Linked DNA regions of Homo sapiens: regions 2 and 3 are each linked to region 1. Evidence: chromatin contacts called from ENCODE Hi-C or POLR2A ChIA-PET data. All regions are on one chromosome and are shown on one strand. The core of a region is the stretch at or near the end of the contact, and the rest is flanking DNA. Distances in the headings are between cores, read along the strand shown.

Evidence for each region. Hi-C counts contacts between places; a loop is a spot of excess contacts on that map. ChIA-PET counts read pairs that join two places held with the same protein, here RNA polymerase II (POLR2A). Pooled maps may share reads with other maps.
Region 2: a pooled map shows a loop between it and region 1 (7-fold over the local background). The contact joins the promoter of KLHDC10 here to the promoter of ZNF800 in region 1. A Hi-C loop is called at or near these places in 5 of 50 pooled maps. POLR2A ChIA-PET finds 5 or more read pairs at or near these places in 2 of 52 experiments (CD4-positive, alpha-beta T cell and activated B cell).
Region 3: a loop to region 1 is called in a map of CD8-positive, alpha-beta T cell, with 7 times the contacts of the local background. The contact joins the promoter of NRF1 here to the promoter of ZNF800 in region 1. A Hi-C loop is called at or near these places in 1 of 168 maps with a recorded cell type or tissue (CD8-positive, alpha-beta T cell) and 7 of 50 pooled maps. POLR2A ChIA-PET finds 5 or more read pairs at or near these places in 1 of 52 experiments (naive thymus-derived CD8-positive, alpha-beta T cell).

Annotation. Positions count from the first base shown.
Region 1 is chr7:127,390,805-127,395,580 of GRCh38, reverse strand. ZNF800 (zinc finger protein 800) reads left to right here and starts at 2,873. Exons shown (of 6, transcript NM_176814.5): 1 at 2,873-3,521; 2 at 3,966-4,084. The coding sequence starts at 4,024. RefSeq lists enhancers at 2,074-2,203, 2,944-3,073, 2,918-3,418 and silencers at 2,514-2,913, 3,314-3,713.
Region 2 is chr7:130,067,835-130,072,610 of GRCh38, reverse strand. It overlaps KLHDC10 (kelch domain containing 10), which reads right to left and starts at 2,077. Exons shown (of 10, transcript NM_014997.4): 1 at 1,802-2,077. The coding sequence starts at 1,967. RefSeq lists a silencer at 1,873-2,042 and enhancers at 2,143-2,332, 2,363-2,562.
Region 3 is chr7:129,608,952-129,613,727 of GRCh38, reverse strand. It overlaps NRF1 (nuclear respiratory factor 1), which reads right to left and starts at 2,008. Exons shown (of 11, transcript NM_005011.5): 1 at 1,904-2,008. RefSeq lists enhancers at 721-860, 2,541-2,590 and a silencer at 1,161-2,150.

The sequences.
Region 1 (4,776 bases), core at 1,624-4,123:
CATAGTTCTGCGTGGCTGGGGAGGCCTCAAGAAACTTACAATCATGGCAGAAATCACCTCTTCACAGGGCAGCAGGAGAGAGAATGAGTGCCAGCAGGGGAAATGCCAGATGCTTATAAAACCATCAGATCTCATGAGAATTCACTATCAGGAGAACAGCATGAGGGAAACCACCCCCATGATTCAATTACCTCCCACTGGGTCCCTCCCACAACACGTGGGGATTACAGGGACAACAATTCAAGATGAGATGTGGGTGGGGACACAGCCAAACCATATCACTTGTTAAGTCATCTAAACTCTCTTTACCTCAGTTTTCCCACCTGCAGAATGGAAGGACAGCAAAACCTCATTAAATTGTTGATAGGATTAAATGAGCTAATATGGAGCTTAAAAAATATTAACTCCTCAATACATGTCAAATAGTAGTACTGTTAATTATAGTAGGGAGTAATCTAGGTCCTGACCCCAAGTTCCTACTGACTAGCACATTACTTAATCTCTCTGGGTCTCAATTTTTATGATTCTTTCTTTTCTTTTTTCTTTCTTTCTTTCTTTTTTTTTTGAGACAGAGTCTTACTCTGTTGCCAGGCTAGAGTGCAGTGGCGTGATCTCGGCTCACTGCAACCTCCGCCTCCCAGGTTCAATTGGATTATTTCGTTTTTATACAGATATGTTTAATATTTGTTTTACCGACATGCACATTTCATCTTGACTCTAATTCTAATTTTTCAAAGATTGTCTAAACTTACTCTGTTAGCAAGCAATTTTGAGGACCCTCTGGTACTGACCACTTTGCATTCGAATATAAATAACACTACATTTGCTCACAAAACATACTTTTGTGTGTTTTTTTTTTTTTTTTTTTTTTTTTTTTTTTACTCACACCTGGTCAGCAAACAACTGATATATCTGAAGCAAAGCTTTTTCAGGGTTAGAACAATTTAGACTTGCATATTCATTTTTAAGCCTATGATAAATATGTTTATTACATAAAAGTAGGAAAAGATCCTCTGAAAATGCAGAAAATATTTTACCTCACATTTTACCACGCAGAGGTCTCCAGTGTAGATATTTGCATGTTTCTTTCAGTCTTTTTTCACTGCATTTTTTGGAGTGACATTGAGCTTTATTAGTGTATACCATTTTCATATTATTACAGCCTTCTTACTGCGTTTCAAAATTTTTCTGCTTATTAAAGTTTTATATACTTAATTTACAAATTTTGCAAAGTATACAAAAGAATAAAATAAAAATCATTCATAATTGCACTGTTACAGCCCACTGTTAAAATATCACATTTCAAAATACTTCTTTTTTGTTGCTTAAGCATATTCCATACAACTAAATTTTATATAAAATGTGATTTTTATTGGCTGCATAACAAACACTATCACAGAAGTATCATAACTTATTTTACATTAATTTATAAACTGTGGCATTTCATATTTTAGTTTCACGTTGGGTGATGCCTCTTAACTATGGGACAGATATATATGATCATACCACTTATGTGACTAGTTAAAGATCACGTTTCTATCCCTTTCTTGTCATCCCCTAGAATCAAGCTGCTGCAATCCCCGGAGACCTAATGCAAACGCTTCACCTCCTGGACCCAAGCCATCCCGCCCCCCGCCCCCGCCTCTCCCGTAGCTGGGACCACAGGCACGCGCCATCCTGCCCGGCTAATTTTTTTTTATTTGGTTGAGAGGGCGTTTTGCCATGTTGCCAGGCTGGTCTCTAACTCCTGGGCTTAAGCGATCCTCCCGCTTTGACCTCCCGAAGTGCTGGGATTACAAACACCAGCCACTGCGCCTGGCCCAACATTTTTAAAGTAACAAATGTATCAATTTACAAACTTTCCTTTGGATTTTGAAAACTGAACTTTTTCTCTTCTAAACAAAGTCTATCTACTGAACTTCAGTTTTTTCAGGACCCCGCACAATGGCAGCTTAAGTTGGACCAACTGGAAAGGTTTTCAGTGGATCTTGGGGAGGATCGGAGACAAGGCGAATGGGCTTTATTCTCTTAAAATTTCCTGACGGGCGGTGGACACATATTTGCTTGATGTCACCAAGAGCAAGAATTACGTTCCAGGAGCTGGGAGGAAACAACGGAGGCGGCTCTCTCGCCCCCAAGAAGCGGCCCTTGGTTGGCAGAATTTGACAGATGACTGGGATCTTCGAGGATTTTCCAAGCAGGATCGGGGCGCAGAAGAGGAGGGAAAGTGCGTGAGCCCACGTGACCCAACTCCACTTTCAAGTTTGAGAAGCGGAGCTGCCAGGATAAATACCCATCTGCTACCAATAGATGCTTTCCCTCCCTTGGGCCTGATAAAAGAATCCCCAAGTTCCGGGAGGCATGCTTCGAAAATTGTTGGCAGGAAAAAAATGTTCAACTTTTGCCATTTAGCAATGCACTGACAGCCTTTTGGGGATCATCACTACTTATGGCTCATACATCTGCCCACCGCTTCCTAAGTCCTCTCCCAACCCTCCCCGAGTTTCAGTTCCACTGAACAGAGAACAGCGAGAGCAACAGTTTGGTGGCCGAGCAGCCCGTCTCCGTGGGCGCGCACGCCGCATCGCGGGCCTCACACCTCACTTTGGGCTTCGGCTCTCGGTCGGCCCGAGACTCCGGCCGCGGCCCTGGTGTCCCCCGCCCCGGTTCCCTCCCCTCGGACACGGCCCTCGCGCCGGCGGCCCCGGTCCCCTCCCCACCGGCCGCGGCGGGCACAGCGCGTCGCCTACCCACAGGCGGGGGCGCCGGCCGGGCGCATGCGCGCGGCGCTCCCGGGCGTGCCGGCCACACTCCCCCCACCCACTCGGTGAGCTTGTCACTTCCTGCCCTCGCCCCATCTCCGTCCGGGGTCAGTCAGTCGCTCCCTGTCGCTGCCGGAGAGTCTCTGCTTCCCCCTTCCTACGCGCTCCGCGGCGGTAGCTCGGGCTCTCCGGAGGAGGGGGCGACAGAGTAAAAGAGAGGCTGACTTAATAAAGTTTCCTGAAACAACAACTACCACCGAAAAGGCCCAAGGTTGGGGGAGACCCCCATTTTTCTCCGCCCCTCTCCTAAAGCCTGAGGGACCGTTGCAGGTGGAGCGGCGCTGGTGGGACCCGGGTTGCGGCGGCAGCCGTTGCCCCGGCGAGGGAAGCCTCAGGTCCTGCCCGCTCCGGTTCCGGCTCCTTCGGTGGTGGCGGCGGCAGCTGCTGCCGGGCGGTTCCTCCTGTCAACTGCCTCCGCCCGCGCGCCTCCCGCCTAGCCACACAGCGCGGAGGACGCCGTGAGCCGCCGCCGCAGTCGTCTCGGCCCGCGGAGGGACGTGGTGAGCTGTGGCGCTTCCGCGTCAGCGCCGGCGGGGACTCTTTGGGAGCGCGTCGGGCCCGAGTCCGGGTTCCCCCGCGTGGTCAGCGGAGGCTGCGCCAGGTGGGGCCCGCAGCCGCCTCCCACGCCAGGCTGTCCCCGCGGCCGCCCGGCCTGCCTTCCTTCCTTCCGCCCGCCCGCCGGCCCGCCCTAAGAGTTGAGTAAGTTGGGCGCACTTGGTTGTGGGGACGGGGTCTCCGCCAGGGAGACCCCAACGCACGTGCGTAGCGGGAGGGCGCGGCGTGGGCCAGCAGCCGGCGGGAGCGGCACCTCCGTAGTCCCGGAGCCCGGCGGTGCCCGCCGCGCTCTGCGCTCCGTTTCCGCGCGCCCGCCCGGGACGGCGAGGCCGCAGCCGCCCGCGCTGCCGGCCAGGCCTTCGCCCTGCGCTGCGCACCCGAGGCTGCGTTTCCGGGTAGGGCGATGAACCTGTGTGGGGAGTTTGGGCTGCAGGAGGGTTTGTGCGTCTTTCTGTTTTCTTTTCGAGAGGGAGGTGCGGGTCCGTGGAGGGAAAGCGGAGAGCTGATGATGGGAACGTATCTGGAAAATGCAGCCAGTGCCCCCCAGGAAGTTCAGGGCGAGTGACGGGTTTGTGCTTCTTTCAACAGCCACGCCGCAATGAAGAGCTTCTTACAGTGAAAGCAAAGTAGGTCGAGTCCACTGAAAATGCCTTTAAGGGACAAATACTGTCAGACTGACCACCATCATCACGGATGCTGTGAACCAGGTAGACCCCTCTTCGTCCGCAGTTGCTTTGCCCTCCATCAGAGCCACTCTGCCTTCTCTTTTTTTCTAGCTTTTTTTCCTCCTGCCCCAGTAGTCATTCTTAAGCAGGCTATGATATTCCCTAGCATAAGCCAGTTATGAAGCTAAAAGCTTGTACAAACAAGAGGTCTCCCCTGCTTGATCCCTTAAAAAAAAGTACTGCAAGTGTCACCTTAAATCATTTCCACAAGATCAGTCGCTCAGTCTTTTTTCTTTCTTTTTCAAGGCATCCTGCAGTTAATATACTCCTATGGTCTGTAAATGTTTAAAATTGAAGAGAAAGGAAAACATAGAATACTAGATTTGTTGTCGTGAAATTGTTTCACTGAAACTTTAAAAATTAAAAGTTTCTTAGGCATTTTAATCAGCAAGTAGTTCTGAAAGTCTAAAAGTGAGTTTAGTTTGGGTTTTAAAAGTTTGTTGAACTCATTGGGAGAATCAGGTTTTGCTAAGCGCAACCTTTAAAAAAATATCTTGGGCAGAACATATTATATTGCGAAATAAAAGAGAAATCTCTTTTTTTATTTAGGTAGAATACATAATTATTTCCAGGGTATTTTATGGAATGAAACTTGCTTTAGTTGAATTTATCATATGAAAAAGTTTTTCGGAGTCTCATGAAGAATACTAGCAAACTTTAATTTGATAAACTTG
Region 2 (4,776 bases), core at 828-3,327, 2.7 Mb before region 1:
AAGAATTGGTATGAAAGAATTTCAAACTACATAATACATTGAGGTATCAGATGTGTCCCAATTTTGAGAATGAGTAAAGGAGCAATGAAGTGTCAGTCAAGAGAAAAGGGAAGCAGAAAAAAGAGACTGATGACCCCGCTTTACAAATTTTCACAGTTTAGACACGTTTATCTTTACCTCCGGATAAATGGCTGTTCTTGGTCTTGTGTGCTAAGGGAATGCAGAAATAGCTCTACACTGAAGCCCCTTAGCAGAAATCATGGCTTCCACTGCCATCACGTGGTTGAAGTGAGGAAGTGCACCAAGCAGGTTCTAGGAACCTAGGAATGCCTACTTGAAGCCCATGGTATAATTAATCCGTGATCAAAGACCTAAAGATTGCGGTAGTAGAGGGCAAACTGGTGACAGTGTTTGCTAAGAGATTCATCTTCTAAGCTGCCAATACACAAAAATCTAAGTTTTTATTATTAATTGGGAGTAAGAAAAAAGATTGCTCCTTTTTTCTTTTTCATGTTAAAGATCGTATATTTAGCAATTCTAGGATGCCCAGTCTGATATTAACGTCTCAAACCCAACTTCTGGTATATTATATGACTACTTACAAATGCCTCGATTTAATGCATATAAATGGGGTAATGTACATTTCTAGCACACATCAACAACCTCATCACGAACATAAGCAATTGTCTCATTAAATGTGCTAAATTCCCTTTGTCATCTTCAATTTAATCAAATAATAATTTTTGACTAGAAGTATAAGGTACAGTCTTAAGCACAATTCATAAAAACCAATTCATCATGTTCTCAAAACTCATCAGCTAAACAAATATATCACTAATATAATCAATATTATTCACAAAAAACACGATGAATAATTAACACATCATTCCTGATAGTTCTTTTCATAGTAAAAATAAGCTTGCCCAGTGGGATATTTGACGTTCTCTGCATTATTTAATTCCCTACCTTCCTTCTACTAGATTGAATATTCAATTACAAACATACCTCTTTAAAATTGTCTACACATACATATCCACTTGATTTTATTTTGTTTTCAAAAGCATCTGAACTCAAGGCTAGGGCACTGTAGACCAAAATGTCAAATAATTGTATTGGGTACATTTTTCCAATTCTCAGTTGTTTTTATATTGTAAACACAGCATAATTGTGTCACTAAGTATATTTTTGATCTTCACTTTCTCCCCTTAAAACCTAGACACCATTATCCTGTCTCTGAACATTCCAAAATATTAATAATCCAACTAGTTTTCCCTAATCCTCTAGGTTCTCTTTCCCATACACTCCCCAGCCAACACTCCCCCACCCCTTTCTTCCGTTTCAGAATGCCTCTTACACACACGCCCCGTGTAGTTTTTACAAAATCACTCCTTGGAATGCGTTTCCTTCTTCTCTCCTTAACTTGGCACCCTTTTTGAAATAATTTCCCACAGCTAGGCGCCAATGTCTTTCATTTACAAGATCAAACTGCGGAAGGGGAAGAGATTGGGAATCGAGTAACCGAAACATTTGGAAATGTCAATGAGACAGTGGCCTCTCCTTTGAAAAGAAAACACAACTCTCAGCACAGAGCTTTCAACAGAGCACAGATACTTTTCTTCGCTGTGCTCCTGTTCCCTCCCTGACCTCAAAGACACCTTCCCTTTTCTCTGATCCCCAGTCCCTCTGCTATGCGTGGGGCCTGCCTTTCCTCCTCCCAAGGAAAAGCAAGCCAGGGAGAAAAAGAAAAGGTAGCAGTCACCTTCCCGCCCGCAAGCGGTCAGGACCCTGTCCCACGACTCACCTGGCAGGTGCGGCCGCCCGGAGAGTTGCACGAAGCGGTTGAGCTGGCCAGTCCCCCGACCCCCGCTGCCCCCACTGCCCCCGCCGGCCCCGCTACCTCCGCCACCAGCGCCGGCGGCGCCTCCTCCCCTCCGGCGGTTCCTGTCCCAGCCCTGGGCGGCCGACATGACCCGCTAACGATTGCCGCAGCCCGGTCCCGTCAGCGCCTGACCCAGCGGAACCAGCGGAGCCTCCTTCCTGGGCTCCTCCAGAGACCCAGGAGACAGGGGAAGGGGGCAGCGCCCGGTCCCACCAGAGACCAATGACTTACCGCCTTGGTGAAAGGCAGCCAATGGTCAGTCGTTTTCTTGGTAGGTGGCGGGAGGCGGAGAGAAACGTGGTAACCATAGCTATGGCTAAAAAAAAAAAAGTAGGGGGAGAGAAAGGCAGAAGCAGCCACTCCTAGCTCTCATCGTCCGCTCTGGGCTGGCCGGCGTCACCCCGACTCCTGCGGGGCCAGGCGGGCCAATCGAAGACCGAGTGTCAGAGGCCGCGCCTGCGGAAAGACTCCCGGGGACGGCCAGTGCCTCAGTCTTGGTTAGGATTCAGGAACTTTTTCCCATAAACATTGCAATCAGACACTGGATATACGCATAATACACATATTTGGGGGCAAGACGGTATTCTGCCAGCTTTTCAGATTGAGATCCCATTCACTGATGGTTGACACACACAAAGGGCTTGCTTGGGGTCCGGGTAGGTGAGGGGACCCAGGGGCGGAGTCAAAGCTAAAATGTAAGAACCAGATATTCCTGGGTTTCATTTGTCTTTCAGTCGGCTTAGCTGCATTTGTCCCTGTATAAGCCACGTCCCAATCAAACAGTTTTAAACCTGGTTAACAAATATGGGAAAATGTTCACTCTCACCTGTAATCTTAGAAATACAAAATAAAACCCCAATGAGAAACCATTTCTGGTTTATTACATCAGTAAAGACTTTTCAAATAACACCTGGCAGTGTGTGGAATGCCAAGAAAAAGGTATTCTCATAGATGGCTGATGGCTCTGTAAATATTTTTGTTCGCTCAAACTCCTTTTGGCTAGTAGAAAATTTTAATCAGCTTGGAAGATATATAATCAAGAGGAAATGTAAAATTAAATAAAAGGCAGCAACGGGTATGGAAGATCAAGATCAAAGAAAATTTTTAATGTGCCGATCAGGAGTTTCTATTGTTCCAAAATTAAACAGAAATTTTGGCTTGAAACTTACTGGGCGCAATGCAGACTGGGAAAACATACTATACACTGATGTTTCTGAATGATAAGGAAAAAGCATATCAAATTCCTCAAGGGAAACAAAACTTTTCAAGGTCCTTAGATGTGACAGATTTTTTTTTCTTTTGCATTAGAAGAACCTTACATGGTTGCAGAGAAAAAAAAGAAACTCTGCTGGAGCTGAGGACAAATACCCTTTGTACCTGGTGTGCAAATTTCTGGTCGCCACTGGCACTGCCTCCTTGTTTTCCTACTTCCAGTCCCTGTAGGCAGAAATGTTTTAGTCACTAGCACCATAGCACGCTGCTTATGAAAATGTTTGAGACTTGAAAAAAAAAAAAGCCTATGGTTCTAAAATATAAAAACCAAAATTAATATATGTTAACTGTTTTTTTTTTTTTTTGAGACGGAGTCTTACTCTGTCGCCGAGACTGGAGTGCAGAGGCATGATCTCGGTTCACTGCAACCTCTGCCTCCCAGGTTCAAACAATTCTCCTGCCTCAGCCTCCCAAGTAGCTGGGATTACAGGCATGTGCCACCACGCTCTGCTAATTATATTTTTAGTAGAGATGGGTTTTCACCATGTTGGTCAGGCTGGTCTCCAACTCCCCATCTCAGGTAATCCACCTGCCTTGGCCTCCCAAAGTGATGGGATTACAGGTGTGAGCTGCTGCGTCTGGCCAGTTTTTTATGTATATAGGCAAAATGCAGTCTTACACATTTTACATGTTTAACCTGTCTAATCCTCACAGAAATCCTATGAAATGCTGTTTTCCCAATTTGCAAAGCAAATTTGTAGAGATAGGGCAGTGTGTGGGGATGAGGGGGTGGTTTTGCCTTGTTGCTCCGGCTAGTCTAGAACTCCTGGCCTCAAGCCATCCTCCTGCCTTGGCCTTCTAAAGCATTGGGTTATAGGCATGAGCACCACGCCCAGCCAAAGTAGATTCTTAAGTAACACTTTTTAATTAATCAACTGGGAGAGATGAAATAAGAAAATAACATATAAAGTTTTGGTTGGGCGCGATGGCTCATGTCTGTAATCCTAACACTTTCTGTAATCCCAACCCTTTGGGAGGCCGAGGTGGGTGGATCACCTGAGGTCAGGGGTTCAAGACCGCCTGGCCAACATGGTGAAACCCGGTCTCTACGAAAAATTCAAAAAAATTAGCCAGGCGTGGTGGTGGGTGCCTGTAATCCCAGCTACTCGGGAGGCTGAGGCACGAGAATTGCTTGAACCCGGGAGGCAGAGGTTGCAGTAAGCCGAGATCGTGCCATTTTCACTCCAGCCTGGGCGACAAAGCAAGACTCCGTCTCAAAAATACATACATACATACATACATACATACATACATACATACATACATACATACAATGGCCGGGTGCGGGGGCTTACGCCTGTAATCCCAGCACTTTGGGAGGCCGAGGGGGGCGGATCACGAGGTCAGGAGAGGGAGACCATCCTGGCTAACACGGTGAAACCCCGTCTCTACTAAAAATATTTAAAAAAAAAAAATTAGTCTGGCGTGGCGGCCCGCGCCTGCAATCCCAGCTACTCTGGAGGCTGAGGCAGGGGAATCGCTTGAACCTGGAAGGCGGAGGTTGCAGTGAGCCAAGATAGCGCCGCGGCACTCCGGCCTGGGCAACAGAGCGAGACTCGTCTCAAAAAAAATAAATAAATAAAAATAAAATAAAATAAAATAACATAACATAACATAAAAAGTTT
Region 3 (4,776 bases), core at 759-3,258, 2.2 Mb before region 1:
GGGCTTTCACCATGTTGGCCAGGCTGGTCTCGAACTCCTGACCTCAGGTGATCCACCCCGCCTCGGCCTCCCAAAGTGCTGGGATTACAGGTGTGAGCCACCGCACCCGGCCGTAAAGAGTTTTCTTAATCTGATTATTGTTTTTTTTGGTCATGGGCCCTGTTGAAAGCCACTAAGTCCTATCAAAAGAAAAAAAAACCCCTTGACACAAAAAAATTCTGCCCACAATTTAGGATCCAAGTTAAGAATAAATATTCTACATTGCATGTGATAATTATGTCTGCTTTCGGACTCATAAAATAAGGAAATTACACTCAGATGCACGGAGAGAACTAGTCATATTTTCACTGTCTTACGGGGTAACCTGTCAAGAACTGTCAAATACAATTTTAGGGAGTCGGGATACTAATGAATCAAACACACACACACACACAAACAGCATCTCCAAGACTCCAGCACCCCCCTTTCCCAATTACTTACTGGTCAAGCCCAAAGGAAAAATAATTTTTTAAAAGGCTAGGCTGAGATGGAATGGGAAAAAGGATCACTGTGAGCACAGATGATGTCCCGGGACAAAAGCTCTGCCCAACACTGCCCAAGCTGACAGGCTCACTCACACTACCTTTCTCCTTATGCGTCTCTCAATACGCAGTCTCTGAACACTTAAAAAAATGTGAATTTTGCTCTGACCACATAAAGAAATCAGCACGATTGACACCAGCTCTAAAATAAGCAATTAATATATTCTAATCTAATGCTTAAGAAGAATGGAGAGCAGGCAACAGCTCCTCCAACTGGTTGGAGCAGATATCACTGGAAGCCCCCCAAGTATTAAGATTTTTAAACAACTTCAAGTTCTGGTGGGCACAGCCAAATACACTGCAGAAACTTTGGGACCAGCAGCCACGACACAACAGGTGAGAGAGGCAGCAGACATCATTGCACGATGGAGTGCACAACATTCAATGACAAACCCGAAAAGGTCTGGGGATATGGGAAAATACCATGCACACGGCCATCTCAGAGCCCCTGTCTTTCCAGTGGCAAAAGGTTCTGTTCCTTCGGAGGGGCGTGCCACTCCCCCTCTCCCTCACCCAGGGGACCACCACCCCAGGCACAGGAAGAACCGCGGCCCCTCCGCGGGCACATCTCAGCTGGGGAAGAAAACACAATGTCGCTCCTTATTTCTGCGTACAAAAGGACTTTGCGCCCTCCTCCTCGAACTGCCGCCCCGGCCACCTCCTAACTTGCAAGAAGGTGGGCAACGCGCCATATTCCAGCGTCCCCCAGTCTACCTGGGTAACAAGCCCACGCCACCCCGGCAGGAGGGAAGCTTCGGAGGTCGCCCAAAGAGCCAGCCTCCTCTCCCGCAGGAGACAGCGGCTCCCGCGCCCCAGCCCGGCCCCACCGCGCCGCCCGCCCGCCCGCCCGCGTACGAGAGCCGGGAAGGGCCGAGGGGGCGAGCCGAGAGCCGCGGCTCCGGTCCCGCGCAGCCCGCCCACCTCCCGCTCCCGGGCCCGGCGCACTCTCCCGCGCCTCCCGCTCCCGAGCTGCGGGAAGGCCGGGCCCCGGGTTCCACGGCGGGGAGAAGGCCGCGGCCCCGAGAGCCCCAGGCGGCGGAGGAGGCCGGAACCCTGGGGCTCTCGGGAGGGCAGCGCCTCCCTCCCGAGCCCGCCAGGACGCCTGGGGCCTAGTGCGGCCTGCGCATCCTCGGGGTGGCGGTTTGGCTGGGCCGGGCCGGGGCCCCCCGCCCGAGGCGGGCCGAATCCGGCGGGGGCCCAGGCCCAGAGCCGGGGGCGGCAGGGTGCCGGCTGCGGGGCGGGCCGGCCGGCCGGCGGGCGGGCGGCGTGTTGCGGCTGCGCCGGGGCTGAAATAGCTGGAGATTGCGCGGTAGGGCACTCACCTCAGAGCGGCTGCGCTACCGTGGGCCTGCGCCGTGGAGACTGCGACCGCGCCGGCTCCTCGCAGCCTCCTGCCACCAGCGGCAATGGCGAGCGCTGCCGCTTCTGCCGCCGCCGCCGCCGCCGAGGAGGGGGAGGGGAGGGAGAGGGCACGCACGCGACGCACGGCCCGGCTTCCCCGCCCGGCCGCCGCCATGATGAGGAGGTCGGCGCGGCTGTGCTGCGGGCAGGCAGCGGAGAGGGCTCGCGGCGAGGGCTCCAGCTTACCCCGCCGCCGCGTCGCGTGCACGGAGCGCTTCAGAGGTTTGGAGGGGGCCGGAACCTCAAAAGCAACTGGATGAGCACAACGCGGACGCCCCGGAGAAGCGGCGCAAGCGGGCCCAAAATGGTTGCTGATCAGACGAGTGGCATCTCTCGCCCCCCTACCGCGGGAATTGGGACCTCCAGACTGTGCCTGGGGGATCGGCAAGTGGTTCCCCTCTGGTTTTTTCGGCGCTGCCTTCCCGGTGGTATCCTCACTCTCTCTCTTTGAAATGACCTCTGCTTTCCTATCTCTAACTCTTCCCAGATATTTGAAAGCAAGTTTTTGTACAAAGCAACATATGAATGTATTCAGCCATTCGATCGTTCGGCGAACATTTCTAGGTGTCTCGTGCTGTGCCAGATATTGTTCTGAGTGCGCTGAAGATGCACCTGTTAGCAAGACAAAGTCCTGGCTCCCACGGAGCTTATTCGAAGCAATAGGGGCCCCCAAGCAGGTGCCTGAGAAGTAGGGAGGGGTGGACAGTGGGAAAACAACCTAACGGTGGAGACACACGAGGGGTCTTTTTTTACTTTTAGAAACGGGGGTGGGTGGTCACCCTATGTTGCCTAGGCTGGTCTCGAACTCCTGGGCCCAAGCGATCCTCCCGACTCAGCCTCCCAAAGTGCTGGTATTACAGGACACCATGCCCGGCAGAGGGGTCGTTTTTGTTGTTTTTTTAGTGTCGTCAGGAGACTCCCTCCATCAGAATTACTCAGGCTGATTGTTTTGAGTCCTGGGACCCAGTTGGTATCCAGAATCTTGGCTTGTTTGCCTAGGAACCTGCATTTTCACATCCCCATCTCCACACCCCTGGTGATTCTTATGCATATAATAATGTGAAAAGCATTGCATTGAAGAATTGCTAAAGGGTGTCAGAAAACGGATTAACAAAATCAGGAAGCTTTAATTTTCAAGATTCTATTAACCTCAAAATTCAACATATCCAAAAATTGAATGTCTTTTTCTCCAGTGTTTTCTAGGAGAGTGCCAACACTAGCCACCCAAGTGCTCAAGCCAGAAACCTGGAAATGATCCATTACTCTTTCCTCTGTCTCTGGAGTCCCCATGTTAAATTAGATGTGTTTGTTTGTGAGACAGATTCTCACTCTATTACCTAGGCTGGAGGGCAGTGGTGCAATCATTGTTCACTGCAGCCTCGACCTCTCTGGGCTCAAGGATCCTCCCACCTCAGCCTCCCCAGTAGCTGGGACTACAGGTCCCCACCACCACGCCCGGCTAATTTTTGTATTTTTAGTAGAGATGAGGTTTCATCTTGTTGGCCCGGGCTGGTCTCGAACTCCTAGGCTCAAGTGATCTGCCTGCCTTAACCTCCCAAAGTGCTGGGATTACAGCCGTGAGCCACTGCACCCAGCCCCAATTAGATTTTTAAAACTGTTGTTCCCTGTCAGTTCTTACTCTGGTTCAGGCTACTGTCATCTCTCCTAGAGACACTGCGGTAGACTCCTCTTGGTCTCCCTGCCACCGAAATTGCCCTCTCCAAATCCACTACAGCTTGAATGGTCTTTCAAGAAAGAAAATCATGTTTTTTCCCTGTTTAAGACTCTTAAAAAGATCTGATTAACACGTAGGATAAAGTCTAAAATTCTTTGAGGTGGCTACAGGGCCATTGGTGATCTCATCCCTGTTGCCATCTCTGACCTCATCTGCCACAGATATTTCTCAGGCTACACTCAAAACTGGGAAGCTCTCAGGTCATTTAAGCCTGGAAATTGTGCCACCTCACAACTGTTGCAAGGGCTGTTCCCTTTGCCCATAACTTCATTTCTCTCTACACCATCTATGCACTTACTTGAATCCTCACCTGAATAATTCTTACCATTCTTTCAGATCCCAACATTAATACCATCGCCTCCAGGCAGCATTTTTTCATCTCCCAAGATTGGGTGCATTAGACCCTTTGTCATCACACCCAGTACTCCCCACGTTTATTGAGCGCTCACGATGCGTCAGGCCCTAGTGGAAGCCTTTATGCACATTATCTTCTTTCTCATTTAATTATCAAGTAGAGCCCACAAGGTAGGTACTACCTTTTTTTTAACTTTTGAGACAGGGTCTCACTGTATCTCCCAGACTGGAATACAGTGGCGCAAACACAGCTCACTGCAGTCTCATCCTGGGCTCAAGCAATCCTCCCATCTCAGCCTCCTGAGTAGCTGGGACCACAGGCAGATGCCTGTTGCCCAGGCTGGTCTCCAACTCCTGGGCTCAAGCCGTTCTACCTTAGCCTCCTAAAGTGCAGGGATTACAGGTGTGCAACTGTGCCCGGCCTGGGTAGTTACTAATATTATCCCATTTTACAGATGAAGAAACAAGGACATATAGGGGTTACTTGCCCAAACCCAGACAATAAGCTAGATCTGAAAGTCATCAGCCTGACCTCAGAGTTGTACTTTTAACCATTATCAGGGTCTCAGGCCAGTACCCACTGATGAAACACATAAGTAACTTAGTGGGTCATTACCAACATTTCATTAAAGAAATAGAAAATGGCAGAGAACATCAAACTTAGTAAGGCTCTTGTTTCGTGAAACTTGTCAGATTCTCTAATAT